Linked DNA regions of Homo sapiens: all the other regions are linked to region 1. A link is a contact called in ENCODE Hi-C or POLR2A ChIA-PET data. All regions are on one chromosome and are shown on one strand. Each heading gives the region's core, a stretch centred on a gene start or an enhancer-like site at or near the end of the contact. The rest is flanking DNA. Distances are from core to core; before and after follow the strand shown. Region 1 holds the start of NACA (nascent polypeptide associated complex subunit alpha). Region 2 holds the start of GDF11 (growth differentiation factor 11). Region 3 holds the start of SARNP (SAP domain containing ribonucleoprotein). Region 4 holds the start of GLI1 (GLI family zinc finger 1). Region 5 holds the start of R3HDM2-DT (R3HDM2 divergent transcript). Region 6 holds the start of RPS26 (ribosomal protein S26). Region 7 holds the start of MYL6B (myosin light chain 6B).

What was found. Hi-C counts contacts between places; a loop is a spot of excess contacts on that map. ChIA-PET counts read pairs that join two places held with the same protein, here RNA polymerase II (POLR2A). Pooled maps may share reads with other maps.
Region 2: a loop to region 1 is called in a map of CD8-positive, alpha-beta T cell, with 7 times the contacts of the local background. The contact joins the promoter of GDF11 here to the promoter of NACA in region 1. A Hi-C loop is called at or near these places in 1 of 168 maps with a recorded cell type or tissue (CD8-positive, alpha-beta T cell) and 5 of 50 pooled maps. POLR2A ChIA-PET finds 5 or more read pairs at or near these places in 3 of 52 experiments (activated B cell, activated CD4-positive, alpha-beta T cell and endothelial cell of umbilical vein).
Region 3: a map of CD4-positive, alpha-beta T cell shows a loop between it and region 1 (3-fold over the local background). The contact joins the promoter of SARNP here to the promoter of NACA in region 1. A Hi-C loop is called at or near these places in 2 of 168 maps with a recorded cell type or tissue (CD4-positive, alpha-beta T cell and naive thymus-derived CD4-positive, alpha-beta T cell) and 9 of 50 pooled maps.
Region 4: a pooled map shows a loop between it and region 1 (6-fold over the local background). The contact joins the promoter of GLI1 here to the promoter of NACA in region 1. A Hi-C loop is called at or near these places in 6 of 50 pooled maps. POLR2A ChIA-PET finds 5 or more read pairs at or near these places in 2 of 52 experiments (B cell and WTC11).
Region 5: a loop to region 1 is called in a pooled map, with 10 times the contacts of the local background. The contact joins the promoter of R3HDM2-DT here to the promoter of NACA in region 1. A Hi-C loop is called at or near these places in 9 of 50 pooled maps. POLR2A ChIA-PET finds 5 or more read pairs at or near these places in 2 of 52 experiments (AG04450 and naive thymus-derived CD8-positive, alpha-beta T cell).
Region 6: a loop to region 1 is called in a map of CD8-positive, alpha-beta T cell, with 3 times the contacts of the local background. The contact joins the promoter of RPS26 here to the promoter of NACA in region 1. A Hi-C loop is called at or near these places in 1 of 168 maps with a recorded cell type or tissue (CD8-positive, alpha-beta T cell), 1 of 37 single-sample maps with no recorded cell type and 10 of 50 pooled maps. POLR2A ChIA-PET finds 5 or more read pairs at or near these places in 1 of 52 experiments (activated CD8-positive, alpha-beta memory T cell).
Region 7: a loop to region 1 is called in a pooled map, with 7 times the contacts of the local background. The contact joins the promoter of MYL6B here to the promoter of NACA in region 1. A Hi-C loop is called at or near these places in 8 of 50 pooled maps. POLR2A ChIA-PET finds 5 or more read pairs at or near these places in 2 of 52 experiments (WTC11 and activated B cell).

Annotation. Positions count from the first base shown.
Region 1 is chr12:56,723,777-56,726,778 of GRCh38, reverse strand. NACA (nascent polypeptide associated complex subunit alpha) reads left to right here and starts at 1,480. Exons shown (of 9, transcript NM_001365896.1): 1 at 1,480-1,516; 2 at 2,256-2,327. The coding sequence starts at 2,258. RefSeq lists enhancers at 1,405-1,534, 1,625-1,674, 2,734-2,853.
Region 2 is chr12:55,741,690-55,744,691 of GRCh38, reverse strand. GDF11 (growth differentiation factor 11) reads right to left here and starts at 1,570. Exons shown (of 3, transcript NM_005811.5): 1 at 931-1,570. The coding sequence starts at 1,375. RefSeq lists a silencer at 535-594.
Region 3 is chr12:55,816,188-55,819,189 of GRCh38, reverse strand. It overlaps SARNP (SAP domain containing ribonucleoprotein), which reads left to right and starts at 1,466. Exons shown (of 11, transcript NM_033082.4): 1 at 1,466-1,524. The coding sequence starts at 1,489. It overlaps ORMDL2 (ORMDL sphingolipid biosynthesis regulator 2), which reads right to left and starts at 1,149. Exons shown (of 4, transcript NM_014182.5): 1 at 1,078-1,149; 2 at 17-191. The coding sequence starts at 190.
Region 4 is chr12:57,458,209-57,461,210 of GRCh38, reverse strand. It overlaps GLI1 (GLI family zinc finger 1), which reads right to left and starts at 1,426. Exons shown (of 12, transcript NM_005269.3): 1 at 1,010-1,426. LOC124902947 (a long non-coding RNA gene) reads left to right here. Exons shown (of 2, transcript XR_007063335.1): 2 at 1,650-3,002. RefSeq lists enhancers at 1,698-1,747, 1,758-1,837.
Region 5 is chr12:57,429,493-57,432,494 of GRCh38, reverse strand. R3HDM2-DT (R3HDM2 divergent transcript) reads right to left here and starts at 1,379. Exons shown (of 2, transcript NR_185976.1): 1 at 1,065-1,379. R3HDM2 (R3H domain containing 2) reads left to right here and starts at 1,452. Exons shown (of 24, transcript NM_001394031.1): 1 at 1,452-1,775. RefSeq lists a silencer at 1,551-2,020 and an enhancer at 2,201-2,310.
Region 6 is chr12:56,040,668-56,043,669 of GRCh38, reverse strand. RPS26 (ribosomal protein S26) reads right to left here and starts at 1,752. Exons shown (of 4, transcript NM_001029.5): 1 at 1,501-1,752; 2 at 1,068-1,245; 3 at 177-307. The coding sequence starts at 1,503. RefSeq lists enhancers at 1,064-1,323, 1,464-1,793, 1,242-2,031 and a silencer at 1,944-2,003.
Region 7 is chr12:56,151,031-56,154,032 of GRCh38, reverse strand. It overlaps MYL6B (myosin light chain 6B), which reads right to left and starts at 1,446. Exons shown (of 8, transcript NM_002475.5): 1 at 1,402-1,446; 2 at 1-160. The coding sequence starts at 114. LOC124902942 reads right to left here and starts at 2,206. Exons shown (of 3, transcript XM_047429954.1): 1 at 1,986-2,206; 2 at 1,402-1,627; 3 at 136-224. The coding sequence starts at 2,039. The coding sequence ends at 190. The region is part of intron 2 of MYL6B-AS1 (MYL6B antisense RNA 1); the gene reads left to right. LOC124902943 (a long non-coding RNA gene) reads left to right here and starts at 160. Exons shown (of 2, transcript XR_007063328.1): 1 at 160-904. RefSeq lists an enhancer at 2,293-2,372.

The DNA.
Region 1 (3,002 bases), core at 231-2,730:
CAACATGGAGAAAGCCCGTCTCTACTAAAAATACAAAAAATAGACTGGCGTGGTGGCGCATGCCTGTAATCCCAGCTACCCGGGAGGCTGAGGCAGGAGAATCGCTTGACCCGGGAAGGGGAGGTTGCAGTGAGCCGAGATCGTGCCTTTGCACCCCAGCCTGGGCAATAAAAGTGAGACTGTCCCAAAAACAAAACAAACAGGCTGGGCATGGTGGCTCACGCCTGTAATCCCAGTAGTTTGGGAGGCCGAGGCAGGCGGATTACCTGAGGTCAGGAGTTCAAGACCAGCCTGGCCAACATGGTGAAACCCGTCTCTACTAAAAATAAAAAATTAGCCGGGGGTGGTGGCACACACCTGTAATCCCAGCTACTCGGGAGGCTGAGGCGGGACAACTGCTTGAGCCCTGGAGGCGGAGATTGCAGTGAGCCGAGATCGTGCCACTGCACTCTAGCCTGGCCGACAGAGCGACTCAAAAAAAAAAAAAAAAAAATCCAAGAAGTGCCCAAAATAGCAAGCAAAGGAATTGTATATGTGCCTATGTTCTTTTTTTCTGGGAAGGAGAATCTGCAGCTTTATAATTTCAACATCGGCTAAATTGTCGTGAACCTAAAACAATCAAAAGGGCCGGAATCTATTTAAAGAGTTTATTCAAGGGCAGTGTGAGGATGGACCAACCAGAAAACCTCCAAAGAATGGAGTCAGCCTTCAGAAGTAGAGAAGTTACGATTTCATTTATTTAGGGAGACAGAGGAGTTTTTAGCTGGATTACGTTATCCATACAAGGTTGGAACATAATTACAGAATTTGGTTACAAGAAGTGTTTTTTTTGGGGGGGGGGCGGGGGTACAGCTAACATTGTTTTACGAAGAGTTTAACACGCATGAGTTGCTGTCATCTGGTGACATCGTTTGAGTCTCTCTAGTCATTGAACAGAACAAGAAAAATCGAATTAAATTTATAATCTGAACTGAAGTTATATGTGACCCATCACATCTCTCAAGTTTTAAAATGGGTTTTTTTGTTGTTGTTGATGGGGGGGGAGAGGGTCCAGCAGCTTTTAAATGTTTTCACATCGTGTGTTCCAAAAATAACTGGTTAGCCTAAGTCACTTCCACCCTCCAATGTTGTGAATGCAGTCTCTAGCATTCGCTATTTAATGTCTTCTTCCTGCACTATTTGAGAAATCGCGAGGTCGACTTAATACCGCAGTCGCCACTTCGCGGACCGGAGGGCGGAGTCTGCTTAGTTCTGAGGACTGCGTGGGTCCGCGCAGAGAGCTCCTGCTAGGCCTGCGCGTCCCGTTCTAAATTCTTACCCTTTAGTCCTTGTCACCACCCCCGCCGTGGGAACGGCCTGACAGTCACTCGTCAAAGGAAGTGGCTGCCGGCAGCTCTTGACCCGGAATCGGATCCTAGTCCCACCCCCTCCGCTCCAGGCTTCCTTCTGCAACAGGCGTGGGTCACGCTCTCGCTCGGTCTTTCTGCCGCCATCTTGGTTCCGCGTTCCCTGCACAGTAAGTACTTTCTGTGCCGCTACTGTCTATCCGCAGCCATCCGCCTTTCTTTCGGGCTAAGCCGCCCCGGGGACTGAGAGTTAAGGAGAGTTGGAGGCTTTACTGGGCCACAGGGTTCCTACTCGCCCCTGGGCCTCCGGACAAAATGGGGTCTGCGGTTGGTGTCCTGGCAAAAGCAGGGTAGAAGGGCTGCGGGGCGGGCCCAGAATCCGAGCCTGCAGAGATGGGAGCAGTTGCAGTGTTGAGGGCGGAAGAGGAGTGCGTCTTGTTTTGGGAACTGCTTCACAGGATCCAGAAAAGGGTAAGGGGTCACAGCCTTAGAACCTGTAACACCGTTCTCCCTGTGACAAGCAAGTGTTGGACTTAAAACACCGTCTTTCCCCTCCTGGTACCCCAAAGTCGGCAAACGTAGTCCAGGAGGCCCCAGCCCAGCCAGTGTGAGTATTAGGAGTGGAGGGGGTTCACAGTAGCGTCTGAAGTCTCCCATGATCGAGAGCCAGCCCGGGATCCTCTCCCTCGGGTTGAGAATGCAGTGGGAATTGCTGGCCTTGATAGAGGCGTGAGGGTCACATCATATTTACCTCTTATTCCCAGGTGCTTTGGGGAAGGTTGTCACCAAACACCCTCACGATTTTTTTCTAACAGCCCTCCTCGGAGTTTTTAAGAATACTTATCTCCGGGTTGGGCAAGTGAATGTATCCCAATCAATTTAGGCCTCCTTTTTATTCCCTTCCTTCAGAAATGCCCGGCGAAGCCACAGAAACCGTCCCTGCTACAGAGCAGGAGTTGCCGCAGCCCCAGGCTGAGACAGGTAGGTTTCCCTACCCTCCTTGCCATTAATTAAAATTAACCCTAAAGCCATTTGGTGGGCAAAATGACCAAGGGGAAATACACTTTTTAGGAGGATGGGGTTGCAGCTTTACCAAGGAGGATAGACCGTAAAATTACTATCCTGGAGATACTTCTTTAGGGATTTGGAGTAAAAATAATATTTTTAAGATTCGTGGACGTTAAAAGTACCCTAGCTTGCTTTCTATGTTATGCCTGTCGCCTCAAAAGAAGCTCTCCTGTGGAACCCCCACCTCACATAGGAAAACTCAGCAGGGAATGGGCTCAGTGATTCTTACCTATTGGAACTAGATGACACAGGCCAAGGAGCCCGGAGCATTTGTGAAACTCCAGCCAGCAAGTTGCATCAAGGTTTTAGTTAGCAGAGCTTGGCATTGTGCCTTTATCACATGTCTGGATGAGATGTGTGCTGGTGGTAAATGTGTCCTACTGGGCCCCAGAGTCGTCCTAGGTCGGATAACTTGTTTATGGGTTGGTGGTGCTGAGATACTTCTAGTGTGCTGGAATAGTTCCTGCATCATTGTGTGAAACCCAGGATTGAAATAAATCCTTTTATCCTCAGCGTCGAAATTAACGACTGTGAAGGCTAATTTTAAATTCTGGTTAAAACATATCTCTGTAGAAAACTTAGGAGGAG
Region 2 (3,002 bases), core at 321-2,820, 980 kb after region 1:
GGGGAGGAGAAGGAGTCACCTGACCCTAAGGAGAGCTGGAAAAGGGGGGGTGTAGTATTCGCCTGGATTTTCCAGGCCATAAAATTTCAAAGCAGCTCATGTCTATTATATGTTCATCTTCCGTTTGGTCAGGGGCTCGGATGCCTGGGTTCCTGCTCCCCCATCTACTACTTTCTCTTTTTTCCTAGGTCTTCGTCTCTCTCAAGTCCACCTGCGGTAGGGGTGGGCGAATAAGGGATGGAACACTAAGGTTTGAGTAGCCAATGAGTGTCCTTAGCCCCCAGCGCAATGGAGTTGAGCTCTCCGAGCTCGGTCAGTATCAAGAAGGCACAGCTTTTCCGACCCCTTGGGATACCCGGTCTGAGACAGGGGTCAGGATGGAAAGGGTGCCAGCTGGGCTGCCAGGAGGTGTACAGGGCTCTGGGACCCTATTCTTGGGAGAAAGCACACAGTTCTCTGCAACCCGTTGGGCACGTTGCGAACGGAGCACGGAGTGGGGAGTTACCGCCAGGGCCACTGGGAAGCAGAGAGCACTGCAGTCCAGCTGGGGCTGCGGGGGTCCTGCAGCCTCCCGATTCTGTTCTCCAGCCTCCCCACCACGGCTTTTCAGGACAGAGTCACTGCCCAGCCCCAGCTTCCCCGGACTCCAACAAGGATCTTTTTAGCATACTGGGGGTGGAAGGCACTATCTCGAAACCCGCCCCATTTCCCCCGCCCCAACCTCCGGGAACTAGGCGTGCATACAACTTTGCAGCCCATCTCCACCGCTCGGAAAACTTCTATGAAGTAGCCCCCGCTCCCTAATTCGTCAAGTTTTCGCAGAAAAAGCTTCCGGGCCGGGGCAGCAGGGAGCGCCCCGCTTGGAGCAGAAGGCGCCCTTCGCGGGGCCAGAGCCAGCACCCCACTGCTCGCGCCCCGCAGCCCACTTACTCTCCTGGGCCATGCTAATGACGGTCTCGGTGGTGGCGTGGTACTCGTCCTCCTCCAGGAAGTCCTCGGGCTGCAGCGCGTCGCCCTGGAAGTCGTGTAGGTCCAGGATCTGCTGCAGCGGCGGCGCCTTGGGCAGCAGCTGCTTCACCACCTCGCGGCTGATGTTGGGCGCCTCCTTGAGCCGCAGTTTGCTCAAGATCTGCGACTTGATGCTCTCTAGGCGCAGCTCGCGGCTGTGCTGCCGCCAAACGCACACGGGGCAGCCGTCCGGCTCGGGCGCCACGGACGGGGCTGGCCGGCTGGAGCGCTCCCCCCCGACCCCCGCCGCTGCCGCCGCCGCCGCCGCCGCCGCCGCCGCCGCGGGGCCCTCGGCCGCCTCCCCCCGGGGCCGCAGCTCCAGGGCGAGGAGCAGGAAGCCCAGCAGCAGCGGGGCCGCGAGCACCATGCTGGAGGGGAGGGGAGGGAGGACTGGGGGGCGGGGACGCCGGAGTCCCGCGGGGAGGGGGCGGAGGGAGGAGGGAGGGAGGAGGAGGGGGTCCGGGCGGCGCGGGATTGGGGGCTGCCCGGCCGAGGGGGGACCCGGGGGGCCGGGGGCGGCGGGCGCGCGGGCGGGGCGGGCGGGCGGCCGGGGCGGGCGGCTGGGGGGGCCCGAGCCCGGGCCAGGCCCTTTATAGCCCCGGCCCCCGTGTCGTCAGCGGCCGCGATTGGCTGCGGAGCCAACAAAAGAGGCAGCGCTGTCATCCGAGGCGAGAGAGGGAGCCGGAGAGAGCCGAGGAATAGAGAGAGGGAGGGAATGAGGGAGCAAGGGCCAGAGAGAGATGAAGAGACAGAGATATGAGGGGGCGGGGGGGCGGATATAGAGGGAAAGTCAGAGCCAGAGAGACCAAGGAGAATCAGAGAGATAAGGGGGAAGAGACAGAGATAGGAAAAGGAGGAGGAGAGAGGGAGAGACAAAGGAGGAAAAGAAGAGTCAGGGGGAAGACGCAGAGGTGAGAGACTTAGCTAGAGAGGGAAATTGTGTGTCTGTGGGAGACACAGAACCAAGAAGGAGGAAGACTGGGACAACTAGTGGGAGAGTTAGAGTGGAGACAAAAATGGGGAGAAGAGGGGTACCACTAGATAGGGGGAGACAGAGGTCTACAGAGCCAGACCAGAAGAGATCGGGGGTCATGGAGATGGGAACAGCGGCAGAGGAACAGAGGACAGAAGAGTGCCCTGGGAAAGGGGTGGGGGGGGGGGTGGGGGGGAGAGAAATCAGGATGGGGGAGGAGAGAGAGGGGCACAGACAGGGAGACAACAAGGGAGCCCCTGAGGAGGCAGGTGCAGGGGATTGGGGGTGGGGGAGAGGAAAGGCAGAAACTCCTGAGAGAAGGAGCCACAAGAGTCAGCCTTGGTGGGAGCACAGAGAGCCCAGGGGACAGAGGTGGAGAACTTGAGACCAGAGGAGCTCTAGCCACCAGAGGTAGCCCAAAGAAGATGCTCAAGGAAGCCATGGAAGGAAGCACCAGGCTAGGCTCATCAGAGGGATTAAGGGGACTAGGAGAGGAAGAGGTCAGGGACAACCTAAGAAGGTGGAGAGGTGATGGGAAGAACTGAAACAGAGGGAAGACATAGAGCTGGGAAGACTGTGAGCTTGAAACTGGGGCTTAACAGGGCTAATGTAGTCAGCCGGCTGGAAAAGGCAGGAGCTAGAGGCCACTGGGGGAAGGGTGAGAGGAGATGGCTGGAGGCTGTTATACTTGGGGAGAAATCTAGATCTCTGGATTTCTAGCTATATCTTTGGATCTGCAGGGTCTTAGAAGTCTGAGAAGGGGCTGGAGGTTGCAAGGGTGAGCATGGGAAAGAAGTCTGCGCTCAGATGCACGAGATGAAATACAGATGTGGGACCAGCCCTAGTCTTCAGGTGTGATCCTGGGCAGTCAGAGAGCAGAGTAAAACAGTACTAAGGTGAAAAAATGTTTTGAATGTGCTTAACTTCTGACTTCAGGTTTTCCAGGCTTATTTCTGGATCTGAAAGCCCTGGAGCAATAGTCAAATGGAAAATGTTTGTGCCAGGCCAGGCGCGGTGGCTC
Region 3 (3,002 bases), core at 217-2,716, 910 kb after region 1:
GTGGTTTAGTGCTCACCAGGTTATGGATGACGTTGGTCAGGGTCCAGACAACAGGAATGCTGAAGAAGGGGATGCTGAGTAGAACCATATGCAGCAATCCTACCAAGATGATGTAGGCCAGCCAGATGCCTCGGCTATTCATCACTCGGGTGTTGGGGTTTACTTCGCTGTGTGCCACCCCCACATTCATCCTAGCCGTAATGGGGGATCAGGCAGGAGTCCAGCTCAGTTTTTTCTCAACCCCTCTTGAGCTATCTCCCAGTTGTCTCTCAGATAGCCCCAATCCCCTGAACTCTATTGGGAATGAAGAACTTACCCATCACGCAGAAAATAAAAACTGAAGACTTGGGGAAAACTTTAAAAGACAAGAAGAGTCCTCACTACATTTCAGAGACATAGTCATTATTGCTCTGATCTTTACACGTCAACTGTAACATGAAGGTGTATGTGTAGGCTTGGGGCACTCACTTCAGGGAGCAAGGGAAATAGGAGTATCTGACTTTGCTGAAGAAGTTAATAACCATGAAGAGGTCACGTACACCCAGAATTCCAGGCGAAAGTCATGGAATCATCAAAGAACCACTAAGAAGGGATGACAGAGTAAAGCTCACTCTGGTCCCCACTTTGTTCTCTGGGGCTTGTCCACCCTCTCTCTCACCTCCGTGGCATGTAAACAGTCTGCATCCCCATTACTTCTCTCAAGCGTGGGGCACGACAACAACTTGCCCACGGCTTCTGGACTGGGTTAGGAAGGGACCTGAGCTCAATACCTCGAAAGGTGGAGCCTTGGCTCTGACTCCAGGGGCAGCAGTGATTATCTGAACTCGGATCTTTAAAATTGTGGTAGCTCTAAAGCTGATGATGTCTGGTTAGGAAGCGGCTCTTGCCCGCCCCAGCCCCACCGCCAGTTCCTTAAGCCCGCCCCATGCCCCTCCCAGCTTCCTCCTCATGTTCATCGGTTTTTTCAGGGCTCCCTTCAGCGCTCCCCTCTCAGTATTTAGGTCACCACTCCCTCGGCGCCCCTTTCGCCTCCCACCATTTTTCCTCAGCAACCCTTACAGTCTTTGCAGCTCCTACCTGCCAGCTCAGATCCCCGTCCGGCTATGGGCGCGGCGCCGGCTACCACACCTGAAGTCTCCAGGAAGTAACGCCTCTCCTTCTGCCCCTTTCCTATTGGAGGAACAGAATCAGCGCTGCCACCACCCATTGGTTGGTGGTCTGTAATGCAGAAGCACAGTTGGTTGCCATTTCTGTCGTTCGCAAGATACAGTGCCCGCCCCTCTCCCAGTTCCACCTTTTGAAAGAGGTGGGGCAAGCTGCCTAGAGAAGTGAGAGCGACGTCAGCTATTGACCAATGGGAAGAGCTGATGGTATGGCGTGGGAGCAAGAGTGACAACGATTGGTCAGCCTTGCATCTCTACGCCTAAGGCGGGAGCTCCTGGAGGCGGAGGCCGCGGGTGGGGGCCTAGTGGAGTGAGGGGTAACAAGATGGCGACCGAGACGGTGGAGCTCCATAAGCTAAAGGTACCGTGAATCGGGGAAGGGCTGAGTTGGACTTTTCTAGGAACTGAATTCTACAGGGTAGCTTGCGCCTTCTCCTACGTCTTCTCCGTGCAGCCTTTTCCACTTCGTTTCTCGGCTCCCGCCGTAGCTCTTTTGTGCCACCCTTCCACACTACGCCTTCCCTAATTTCCCATTTCTCCTCACGGCTTTACTGCTATATTTATTTGTTATTTCTGCTTCCTTCATCATTGTATCGTCCGTCACCCTTCCCCACTGGGTTGTGTAAGTGCCTTCTACCTGTTATACTCTTCGTTGCTTTTCAGGGCTGCATTACGTCAGTTGGTCCCTCCTTTTTGCCCCATGTCGGAGCCAGGATCCGTTTTTCTTCCCTGGGATGATGTTTCCAGTCTGTCGTCCGAAGCTGAGATTTCCCTGTTAGCAAATGGTGGCATTTTTGTGTATTTCTGTCTAAATAGGTACCAGACACTCAGAAAATACTTCCACTCCCCTTTTCTAGGTGGGATTACGCCCCAAGCCGAATTTTGAAACAGGGAGAGGCCTCTCAGAAGATCGGTCTCGCCTTAGAAGCCTGGGGTTGAGGAGGTCTTGAGAATAGTAGAAGTACAGACACCTCAGATTTAAAAGTTTTCGAGTTCTGTCACGCGGCTCTCGGCCCGCCAGCCTTCCTCACACACCATCTCCAACCACCAGAGAGAACTCACACCTGCAATATTTGGGAAAAACAATTCCAAGGTTAAGATTATCTCTGTTCCATTTCATATCTCGGGTGGGCCCTGCATCTCCTGGTGTTACCATTGGCTGACACTGAATCACAGAAGCTATTTTAAATTGTCTTATGAGACTCTTGGTAGTTTTTTCACACTTAGATATATAAAAAAGTTAAAAAAATATATTAAAAAGAAGAACATTTTAAAAAGTATTTTCTTTTAGGGTAAATTAAGATATCTTGAGTAATTGTCTGTTTGTGGTTTCACAAGTAGTTTTCCCATTAGATGTTTTGGACAAACCAGGCTGATATAGCTGAAACTGAAAAGTGATCCTTTAAAGCTCGAAAAGTTTTTTTTTGTTTTTGTTGCTGTTAAGAAAGCTTAAGGGTAGTAAGGGTAGGGAGAGGACCCTTCTTTAGTCACTTATTAGTTGACCCCAATTAGTCTTTCTGTGAAACTGATGTTTTTCTTACTCTTGGATTCTAAACTCTGTTAGTGGGTTTTTGTGTTATTCTGGAGTTATTGTTAACTTGATGATACTGAAATGCATAGACTATATCAGCGGTCTCTTGATCTTTATTGTGATGAGTTAAAAAAAATTGAGCAATCATCTCCACTTTGTTTATATATACTGTACTTATAGAAATTGTATACTTCTGGACTGTTATAAAATATAACACAGAAAAGGAATTTTTGAATGAGATAAAAAGGAACTATATATAGAAGAGCTAATATTTTCTTCCTATTTGTCCTATTTTTGAAATCCCTGGA
Region 4 (3,002 bases), core at 177-2,676, 730 kb before region 1:
CCCAGCTCTCCAGACCCCTAAAACCCTCAGTCCCCAGGCTCTACGGGGTCCCCTTTCCGTAATCCTGTCCCGAAAGCTAGCTGCCCAGTGCTGATTGTTTCGGGGTCATGGGACCTGAAAGAGGATTCAGAGCGGGGAGCAAGGGCAGGCAGGGTGGTCTGAGCCAGAGGAGGGGCCTCGATCCCCAGCTCCCGTTTGGGCGGGGTGCCAACGGGGATACACAGGCTGGCAGTGGCCAGTGGTCCCGCCCAGCCCCGGTAGGGGTCTCCCTGCGGCTGGCTCCCGCTGCCCCGGTGGTCCTGAGGTCAGAGGGTCAAGACAAGGTCTCCCCGGCTCCTCCTGAGCTCCTTGCCCACAGCCCTTGGGACTCAGGAGTCCAAATTGCATGGGGTCATTCTAGGGCCTTCACTAGACCTTGGACAGCCCCCCCCCGCCCCAGCCCCCTTCCAAGTCCAGAAGACACTCCTTTCCCCTAAAGCACAAGCATCCACTGGCACATCTGTCACAAGACAGGTCAAAGGTTCAAGCCTGGCTGGCCCCTAGTGGCTCTGTTGCCTCCCACACACCCGTCCCCACCCCACCTGGAGCTCCCTCCTTTGCAGTCCCCACCTTTCAGAAACACTGACATCTTCCTACCCCACGCGCAGACACACACCTGGGGTTACCTCTCTACAACGCAGACCTCCAGCTAGCCATCCCTCCAGCCTCTTAAACTTAACCGCATGAAAGTAAGATATTTCTAATATATGGGAGAGGCGGAGACAAAGACCCACGGTTCCCTGAGACAGAGATACACAGACTGACAGAAGAAAAAAAGGGAAGAAAAAGAAGATACAGAGAAAGACACAAGTGAAAAATCTGGAGTTTCTAATGTCTCACCCCAGGCTCTCCCACCCCTATTTTGCCTCTATGTCCCGGGTCTGGGATGAGTCCCTAAGAAGCTGAGCATCCCCTCAGGCCCCCTCCCCCACTGCTCCCAGGTGGTCCCCCGCCTGCCCCCCCTTCTCACCTCTGTCTGGGCGCTGGGCTCGGGATGCGCGGTCCAGGGCTGGAGTCTGGGCTGGGGGGTGTGCGGTGGGGAGGGGGGGCGGAGAGGGCCACGGCAGCGCAGCCTCGATGCCACCCCCACCCCCCCAACCTGGCCCCCAGCCCTCCCGCCGGCCCAGCCCGCCGGGCCGCAAGCCCGGACCACCCGCGAGAAGCGCAAACTTTTTTTTTCCCTTTTGCAAAAACTTTTTCTCTCTCCAGCCGCTGGCGCGCCGCCGCTCTTCCCGCTCGCCCCTCACCTCCCTTCTATTTCCCTCCCTCTTGCCGTTCTGGAGGATGAGGCGGGGTAGCTGGAAGCAAGAGAAGGGGTGCCGGGCTTATTGCACCCCCAGGACCCCCAGGATCCTCCCCCTCCCTTGAGGGACCCTATACTGCTTACGCCCCCCCCCCCGCCCCGGCTGAACACGCTGCTGTTGGTGAGTACTAAATCCCGGCTTGGATTTCTGGATCGGCTGGCCCCAAAGAGGCCCCGACAACCAGATTGAGGAAAATATTGCGGGGCAGGGGGAGAAGTTCAACCGAGAACGATAATAGTGGAGGTAGGGTAGTCGCCTTTGGTTGGTGCTAACTGAGCATTCTGCCATCCTGTGGTTTATCTGCAGGCCTCACCCTTTGGATGGAACTTGCAGCGGCCGGGACAGAGTTGCGGTTTGGGGCAAATCAAGTTGGGTTGGGGGCTCTGGAAGAAGGTGAGGAGTCTATGGAGCATAAAAGCAAGGAGCAGCGGCTGAGGCTCTGGGTGCAGGGTGTGGTTCACGAGGTCACCAAGGAGCCCTGGGACTGAAGCCCCTTTCCCTAGAACCCCGGCTCTACGTCTCGAAGTTCTGGAGGGTGCCGCCCCTCCGCACCACGTCACTGCAGGCTCTAGCTGCTCTTCCAGGCTTTCTGCTCCCTCTGCTGGCCGTTCTCACACATGACACCCGCTCGGAGTCGAAGCAGAAGAGCTGGGGAACTGAAGGAGGAGCCCAGTTGAAGGAGGAGCCCCTCACTAAAGCCCACTTAAAAGCCCAGGAGGTGGATATGTGAGCTCTGAGAAACGGAGAGGCAGAGGTTGCTATGCCCAGCGGTACTGCCTGACAGGGAAGTGCCCTGCCTCTTTAGATTTGCATTGCCATCGTGACCGGATATAAGGGAGGGGCAGCATTTCAGTCTCTGATTTTTATGAGAAAGAGGAGGAAGCATGACAAGGAAAAAGGGCACCCTCTCCCCTTTTTTTCAACCCCACAGGCAGACCTCCCACATCCTAGCTCTGCTTCCAAGAACCACCCCCTTGGGTGTGGAAGGTCAGTGGGTTAACTGTTCAGTCTGAGGGTCAAGGGGGAAAAGAAAAGGTGAAGGTAGGGGGAGATCTGGGACTTTGACCCAGGCTAGTTATCCCCAGAGGGTCAGAGACCCAGCTCAGTCAGACCAGACTAATGGGCACTGAAAAAAAGGCACCCCACACATGCTCCTGTCCCAGCCTCGAGCCCCTTCTTCCAGAGGAGCTATTTATGTATTTATGTATTTATTTATTTTTATTTGGGACGGGGCCTCACTATTTGCCCAGGCTGGAGTGCAGAGGCTATTCACAAGTGTGATCATAGCCTCGAACTCCTGGGTTTAAGCGGTCTTCCGGCCTTAGCCTCCTAAGTAGCTGGGACCACCGGTGCCCAGCAAGAAGAGCTCTCTTAGAACACCTTACTTTCTTCTCCCCACCCAGTTCTATAGACCAGTGAGTCTCAAACTTTTTGGTTTCCTCTATACTCTTAAAAGTCATTAGGTTAGGCACAGTGGCTCAGACCTGTAATCCCAGCACTTTGGGAGGCCAAGGCAGGCGGATCACCTCAAGTCAGGAGTCCGAGACCAGCCTGGCCAACATGGTGAAACCCCATCTCTACTAAAAATACAAAAAATAGCTGGGCATGGTGGCGCAGGCCTGTAGTCCCAGCTACTCAGGAGGCTGAGGCAGGAGAATC
Region 5 (3,002 bases), core at 130-2,629, 710 kb before region 1:
AAATGATCCACCTGCCTTGGCCTCCCAAAGTGCTAGGTGTGAGCCACTGCGCCCGGCCAAGACAAAAAGTTTAAATCGTGGTGAAAAGTGGCAGGTTAGATCAGTTCAGTTCAGTTGTATTTTTCTTCCCCCGTTGTTGTTCTCTAGAGGGTTGAGAGAATTTGGGGGCAGGAGGCAGTGATGACCAGGAGAGAGGGCTGGGCAAGGTGGCTCACACCTGTAATCCCAGAACTTTGGAAGGCCGAGGCGGGTGGATCACCTGAGGCCAGGAGTTCGAGATTAGCCTGGCCAACATGGCAAAACCCCGTCTCTACTAAAAATACAAAAAATAGCCGGGTGTGATGGTGCGTGCCTGTAGTCCCAGCTACTCCGGACGCTGAGGCAGGAGAATCACTTGAACCTGAGAGGTGAAGGTTGTAGTGAACCGACATTGCACCACTGCAATCTAGTTGCCTGGGTGACAAAGCGAGACCCCATCTCAAAATAAATAAAACAAACAAACAAACAAACAAAAAACGCCAACCAACCTGGAACTTGCTCATCCTTGAAGGAAAGATGAACTTCATGCCTCTATGACTTTGCTGGAATCTCCATTCTTACCTCTCTAGTGAACTATTTATAGTCTCAAGATTAGCTGGAGTTTCACCTGTAGTTTCTCTGTAACTTACTCAATCTCTTTTACCGCTAAGAACGAATTGCTGTTCCTTGTGTTTCCATAGCACATTTAAACCTTTCTATTATAGCACTTAAATTGTACTATAATTATTTGACTTTTTTTGCCTACCGCAGTTTCTGTCACAAGGTAAATATTTAATGGTCGAATTCTACAAAAGACTACATTGCTTCTTTGAGGGAGTTTGGTCAGTAAATTATCCACACACACATAATCAATAACTAAATTGATTCTGCCTAGAATGGACAAAACGGGGGAGGCTGGACATTTAAGACGATTTTTGAGAACTGTATCTTAGAGAGGGGATGATGGTAAGAATGTGATCTTAATAGGACAGACTGAGTTCCTCCTAGGTCGGTTTTTTTCATCTTTACGTAAAATGGACATTTACCTGCTCAACTATAGTTATCCACGTATGCAACAAATACCGAGTGTACGTTCTTTTGGTACAGGAGTTACTGCCCTAAGTGAAAGTGCTCTGTAAATGGAAATTACTTTAGAATGATCACTATTAGTATTATATTGAAATCCAGGGTATTCTATCTGACAGACTTGAAGGGTTTAAGGAGGACCGAGGCTCCCAGTGACTCCGGATTGGTGTCCTGACACAGGTAACGCGGAAGGAGGAGAGGGCGAGCGAGCGAGTGCGAGTGCGCGCGCGCCGGCGGGAGTGCGTGCGGCAGGCGGTAGGCCCCGCAGGGCTGCTGAGGGGCACGCGGGAAGCCAGGAAGCAGGGACGGCCGGAACGCAGGACGAGGTGACGACAACGCCGGACGTAGTGACGTAGCGCGCAGCCGCAGCGGGGGGCGGACTCTGGGCTTTTCTTCCCCTTCTGATTTTCCCCTCCCCCCTTTTCTCCCTTTCCGGGTTTGGTTCCCCCCTTTTCTTCCCCTCTCCCCCCTCCTTCCCAAGCCCCTTTCCCCTCCCCCGTCCCAGTCCCCCCTGCTTCCCAGCCCTCGGCCCCGGGGAAGCCCCGGCCGAGAAAAGCCCGCCCCCAGAAGCGCGCCGCCGCCGGCCGTCGGGGCCGAGCCGCAGCCGAGCGGCCGTGGGCCCGGGCGGCGGGCGGAGACGTGGGCGCCCTCCCCGCCAAGGCCCGTGCGAGGTGAGGCCACCTCCCGGCCGAGGGGGCGGGCGGCCCGGACGGCCTGTGGGGAGGGGGCGTGGCGGCCGCACGGGCGGGCGCGAGGAGGCCCCGCGGCCTGGGTTCCTCGCGCCCGGCAGCCGGTCCCGGGGACGATGGGTCAGGGTCGGATGGCCGCGGGAAGGACTGCTCCAAGTGTGCGCTGCTGGAGAGAAGCTGGGGGCGCGGGGCGGAGGGCGGCGGTGCGGGGGCAGGGGGGTGGCGCCACCTGTGGCCTTTGCGGGGTGACCTAAAAACTATTGCGCCCTTCCAGTGCTTCGGGGTGGCTAGCTCCGTGTGTTTCTTGGGTGGCGGTTTTCCTTCGAGCGTGGAGCATGGAAAAATAGGACGGAGAGGTGTAGAAGTGTTTAAAATCATGCTGGTGTCCAGGTTTCTTACAGGGACGGGGATTTGAGTTGGCACATACAGGGAGATGTTTCTATAGCTTAAAACTTGGGCCTACACTAAGCTCATAACTACTCGAGCCCCTGAAAACGCTTCGATTCGTTTTCCCGTAGAGCTAACATTTTTCAACATTTGTGGCCATTAAGTCTCGGAACTACCAGGAATACTGACTTAGAGTGAATTGTCATTGGATAATGATGAGAAATGACCGAATAACAATCCCAGAACTGCGTTAAAACGGAAGAAAGAAAAGTGGAAAAGTTTGAATTCAGATCCCAGTTGGATGAATATCCTTGTACATAATGTTGTTCAAATAGATAACTAAGATTGAGAAGCCTGAGTCCTGTCTGATATGCGTAAGCCACGTGGAGACTCAAGGAAGGAGGAAAGTGACAGGTTTCACTTCAGGAATATCACAAATTCCTAGCATTTTCTTGTATTTTTAGATAGATTTGCAGTTGAATTATTTGTGGCTCTTCTTCCTAATGCTTTTTTTTGTTGTTGTTCCACCAATATTCCCCCCCCACCCCCGCCCCCCTTTTTGTTGCTGGGGTATCAAGACAAAAGGTTGTATTTTGTTTTTTGAGACAGGGTCTCAGTCTGTCACCCAGAATGGAGTGTAGTGGTTCCTTTTCGGCTCAATGCAACCTCTGCCTCCTGGCCTCAAGCCGTCCTCCTACCTCAGTCCCCCAAGTAGCTGGGAGTACAGGCATGAGCCACCACTCCTGGCTGATTTTTGTAGAGACGGGTTTCACCTTGCTGCCCAGGCTGGTCTGGAACTCCTGGGCTCAAGTGATCCACCTG
Region 6 (3,002 bases), core at 503-3,002, 680 kb after region 1:
TGGCTTCCTTCTCAATATTTTTTGAAGAGATGGGGTCTTGAACTGCTGGTTTCTAGCAATCTTCTTGTCCCAGCCTCCCAAAGTGTTGAGGTTACAGGTATAGGACACCCTGACCCTCCAGGATGAAATTTTAACCATCACTCCCCTGGCTTCCATTCTCCTTTTAAAATACTCACCGCAGGTCTAAATCGGGGTGGGGGTGTTCGGTCCTTGCGGGCTTCACGAGATCGATTCCTGACTACTTTGCTGTGAATTGCACAACTCACACAGTAATGTAGCTTCACATACAGCTTGGGAAGCACATAGGCTAAGGAATAGAAAATAGAGTTATACTGGTATTATATACCTACCTTGCTTTTTTGTTACATGAATGAAGAGCACCTTACATGTTTACGTCAATTAAAACTAAACCTATTTAAATGCCTGTCGGGCACATAAAAGCACCCCCAAAGCACCTGTTCAGCCCAATACCTGAGCACATATGTATAACCCTCAGTTTTACAAGTGAATTAACATCCCACGTGAGTTCATCTTGACACCGCAAGGACCAGACTGACATTCTAAATGCAATAAACCAATAATCCAGTTCCTTCTACACCTACACCCGCCCTAATGCCTACCCTGAACCTTGCTCTTTCTATAAAAGGAAAAAAACAAAGCGACGTTCTTATTGCTCCAAACATCATCCTTGCACACCAAACTAGACGGCCTCCATTCTCGAAACGTTGAAGACATTCTTCCTCACCTGTATATTTTCACAAATATTCAAATAATCAATAGCACAAGAATTGTCAAATTTACCAAGTTTCTAGTTTTTGCAATCTCATAACCGAAACAGGCAAACCTTTACCTCAGAGTAAAGGCTGTGCACTCTATCACAAAGTCACCCTCTGCCCAGAAAAGAATCAAAACGGCAAACAAGAGAATTCTCTTCTACCAGTAACAACCTTAAATACGTGGAAATTGCCTGAGAGGCTCCAAAGAACAGAGCCTCCAAAAGGGCGAAGTTGGGCGAAGGCTTTAAGATACTGGGATCCTCACACAGTTCGCGCCGGTGACCCACTTACCATCGAAGACGCTCGCTTCAGAAATGTCCCTGACTGCTGCGGCCTCCACTATGTTTCGAATGACGAATTTCTTAATGGCCTTGTCCTTGGGCACGCATCGGGCACAGTTAGTGCAGCGAATAGGCTGCACGTGGCCGCGGCCCTTTTTGGCACGACCATTGTTCCTTCTTTTCTTTGTCTGCGACAGGATGGGAAAACTGTTAGGAAAACGGCGCAACTCACCCAGCCTCAGTCCCTTTCCGGCCACAAGCCGCACCGGCAGCCTCCAGGAAGGCGCCGCTCGGATCTCCTGTTTCTCCGCAAATCCCGCCGACCCCCAGAGCAAATGAAATGTACACTCGGTCCACCCCTCAGCCGTGCTCCAGGCTCTCACTTCCCCACAATCCCAGAGTCTGCACCCGAACCCCCACCCTCACCACGCAAGAAGACTCACCATCTTGGAGGCACGGACCGGAGAGAGGAGACGGTGCCTGGCAGGGCCCTCCTATATAGCATGAGATCCCTACGCGGACACCGGGAGAATCCTTAGGAGACGGGCTTCAAGAACGGCAACTCACTTTACTCAAATATTCCTTTACATTCAGCATTTCTGCTGAAATCTAGGGTGGAAATGCGTTCCTAGTGTTTATTTATCCATGGAACAAAGTGCACATGGGACTATTTAGCCGGATGGCGGAAGAAAATCGAGGTTATGTGTCTCCCAGCAAGCCTTGCGCCGCGCCGACTCGGAAGCAATTCTGGACGATGCAGTTTTCCGGTATACGCGACGCTAGGCGTGAAAGTTGCCAGACGCTGGACCACAAGGCGCACTCGTTATTAGAGGCCAGAGAGGGACAGATGCTTGGTGGGAATTGTAGTGCGAAGCCAAGAGGCTCCCCCCTCCCCCCCTTCCCCCCTGCCCCAAGTGCTTAGACCGAAGGCGGCGCTGCGCCACCGGGGGACGCCCTGGGCTCATTTCTCTGACAGTCCTTCTACTAGGTAGGTGTAGGATTACGAAGAGGAAGGCCTGAGAGGAAACAAGCATTTTGTGAATCCCTCCTTCCAATATGGAGAAAATCCCACAATGAAGTGCATTGAGGCTGGGGCTATTTCTCATTCATCTTTTTATCTCTGGCACAGTGCCTGGCCCTGTGGTAAGCGTCTTTATAAATATTAACTCATTTAACTTTGAGCAAGCCTATAGGTAGCTACTATTATTATCCTCACTTTAAAGATTGAAGAATTTAGCCCGGCCTGGTGGTGGGCGCCTGTAATCCCAGGTACTCAGGAGGCTAAGACAGGAGAATCTTGAACCTGGGAGGCGGAGTTTCCAGTGAGCCGAGATCGCGCCACTGCACTCTAGCCTGGGTAAAAAGATCGAAACTCTGTCTCAAAAATAAATAAATCAATTAAAAAAAAAGATTGAAGAACTGACGTGCAGTAGGTATTCTGGCTCCGCTGTACTATGCTGTATGTCACCTAACAAATGGATGGAGGAATAGCCTGGACTAATGACTTAAACGTTTTTCACCCAGATTCATAGCACGAATACATTTTACATTGGTACCCAGTACACACACAAACACGATTACATGCACATGCAAAACTGAAACACAAGCTTTATGAAACGATACTTACCCTTGTCATAGGTGTGCTGGTATGTTCTATTCTTTATTTTTACTTAATCTTTCTGTTCTCTATTTTAATAAATGCTGATCAAAAACCACGAAAATTATTTCACCACTCATTAGTGAATCTGACCCCTAATTGAAAGATTATGTGTAAGCTCCATTTACCTCTGAAGAGCCATCGGAAAGACTTAAGCCTTAGGCTGGGTGCAGTGGCTCACGCCTGTAATCCCAACACTTTGGGAGGCCAAGGCAGGCGGATCACCTGAGGTCAGGAGTTCAAGACCAGCCTAGTCAACATAGTGACACCCCACCTCTACTAAAAATA
Region 7 (3,002 bases), core at 197-2,696, 570 kb after region 1:
TGGCTCAGCTTTGGTCTTGGCTGGAGGAGCCCCTGCTGCTGCTGGCTTAGCAGCAGGTTTGGAGATGGAGGGCCCTGCTGGTTTCTTCACGGGAACATCCTTCTTGGGAGGCATGATGTCCGGTGGCCAAAGGACAGTGTGCGGATGGGGGCACCCATCTCTGTTTAAATAGCCAGGGAGTCTGGGATGTCAAGGGGCGGGGGCAGGGGCAGGGAGCCAGTTGGCTGTGGCAAAGATGAGGTAGAGGAGAGATATAACCGCCTGCCCTCACTCCCCTGGCCTCCTATGGTTCAGGACTCCTGCCCCAAGGTCTTCTTCCCTCTGTCCCCTTATCCCCAAAGGCTGACCAGAAAAGAACAATGTTTCCTTTAGGGGTAGGGGAGGAAGCCAGAGACTGCCCAGAATGAGGTAGTTAACCTCCAGGGTGAGGATAGGATGCTTGCCAGTGGCACTGAGATGGGGGTGGTGAGGCAAAGCAGGTGATCCAGCAGCTTTAGTCTTCTTGAAGGGTGGGGTGAGGGGTAGCAGCCAGGGAGGCTTGTGTGAACTGGAACAAGTTAAAGTGTGGTCTGGGAGCAATGACAAAAACAAGAAGCCCATCTGCCCAGCCCCTCCACTCCCTTCTGACCATGGCTTTGTAAAGAGCAGGGGTAGTTAACCTTAGAGTCTAATGATCCCTAATACTTGTAGTTCCTGAGCCCCCACCCAGCCAAGAACTGGAACTATTCACAGTATAAAGGAAGAATAGTCATAAAAACAGGAGTATGACATCCCTCATTGTCTCCTGTGCCCAGTGTTGTTTTAGGGGCAGGAGTGGGGGCAAAGATCAGGTTTAACATCTGCTACCCATTCTTCCATGGAAGAAACCTTCCACAAGCCCACGGTCATTCAAGACAAACAAAAGGTAGGGTGCTTGCTGAACCTGTGGGGACCCTTTGGTGGCACCTGAGGAGAAGGGCAGGCTCTGGGAGACGGCTTAAATTCCCTAATCCAAGAGGATGTGGGCGCTCCTATGGCTCCATGAGTATTCACCCCACAACCAGGGGTATAATAAAAATCCTGACTCAGGGGCCAGGTCACAAACCTTGCCAGGGGCGCTGGGAGAGAGTCCAAGTTGGGGGGCGTTTGGGAGTGGGGAGGGATTGCAGGCTACTTTTGTTCTGGGGTAAATTAGGAAAGGATTTAGGTAGCATTCTGAGGAAGATAGCAGTGATTCCACTTAGGCCCCGGGGTTGATGCTGGGTCTCCCATTCGCAAAACAGCGTCTGAATCTCATGACTGCAAATTGTCCCATTTTTACAAAATACATCACACACACACGACACACACACACACACACACACTCACGCACCCCCACTAAATCTTAAAGAAAATGGCCCTCCTCAGCCCCCAAAAACTCACCCTGCGGGGTCCGTGTCTGGGGCTGGGGAGGGGGCGGGGCATAGCGCGGCCCCCAGCCCTGAAGGGTTAATTCCGGTGGCCGCGGAGCATGCCGGGAGTCGTAGTTCCCCGCGGGCTCACGGGATGCGCCGCGCTCTAGATTGCAGTTGACGCGAGGGCGGTGGCTTCCGGCCCATGGCGGTGGTTGGTGACTCAGTGTCCTTCCAGCGCGCTTTATGTCCCGGAACTGAAAGGCAATGAACAATTTCCAATCCACCCCAACCCTAAAAACCCTGCGGGGCCCCTAGGGTATCCCTCCTACTTAACCCTGGCGGGCTCCTAGTCTCGGGAGGTGGAGGGGGCGGGGCGGCTGTTTTCCTGGACCTACTGCTGAAAGAACTCAGAACCTGGGGAAAGATTGAGGCTGCAGCAGGCAGCGTGGAGGTCAGATAGCTGGAAGCACTTAACGGCCCCGGGGAGAACCGCTGCACTCTCTTTTGCTTCCTCTCGCGGTTTGGTAGAAAAAAAAGAGGCCTCAGAGTAGTTTGTTTTTAATGAGCTGGTTGCTGAAGTAAATGTTAAAATTTGCAATTAAGCCCAGTCACCTGCCCCAGCCTTCTCTGATCGAGGTTTCCATCCTGCGGCAGCATATGCGCCATCCTCCTCGATCTTCACAGGTCTCTGAGCGGAGGGCTGGGCTTTCCAGCCCTACTTTCTGAAACTCTTATGGTCAGCATTGGAGTTCACTGGTTCCCCTAGGCGTTGATCAGAGGATGGGAACCAGCCCGGCCGGGCCCACCTTCACTCACTGGATCAGTAAATACCCTGGCGGTGCACCTGGTGTTGGAAGCTGGTGCTGCACAGGCGTGTGAGGATTAGATCAGAGCAGAAAACTCGGGCGATGGCAGGGTGGTGAGGCACAGGTGAACTTTATGGGCAGTAAGTGAGGTTCACTGGTTGGGGAAAGTTTATTGGAAAGGTAGAAATGAATTGTACGACAGAAATAACGATAATAGTAAGTTAGCAACCATTTCTGGAGGCCGCCATAGATCTCGTACCGGTGAAGGGGCTAAATTATCTCAGAGGGTGCTCAAGTGGATGGGGTTCAGACAGCCTACTCAGATTTAAATCCTGGTTCTACCAGGTCCTAGTTAGTGACCCTCAGCAGGTTTAGTTATCTCTCCTGGGCCTCAGTTCCTCATCTGTAAAATAATGATAATGGTACCTACCTCATAGGGCTCTTCGGAGGATTCGAAGTGTTATTATTGGTAAAATAGGGCCGGGCTTGGTGGCTCACACCTCCCAGCACTTTGGGAGGCGAGGCAGGTGGGTCACCTGAGGTCAGGAGTTCGAGACCAGCCTGGCCAACATGGTGAAACCCTGTCACTACTAAAAATACAAAAAAAAAAAAAAAAAAAAAAAAAAAAAAAAATAGCTGGGCCTGGTGGCGGGCGCCTGTAATCTCAGTTACTTGGGAGGCTGAGGTCGGAGAATCACTTGAACCCGGCAGGTTGCAGTGAGCCGAGATCGCACCACTGCACTCCAGCCTGGGTGACAGAGTGAGACTCCAACTCAAAAAAAAAAAAAAGTGTAAAATAGAATAGGCCTGGCACAGCATAAGT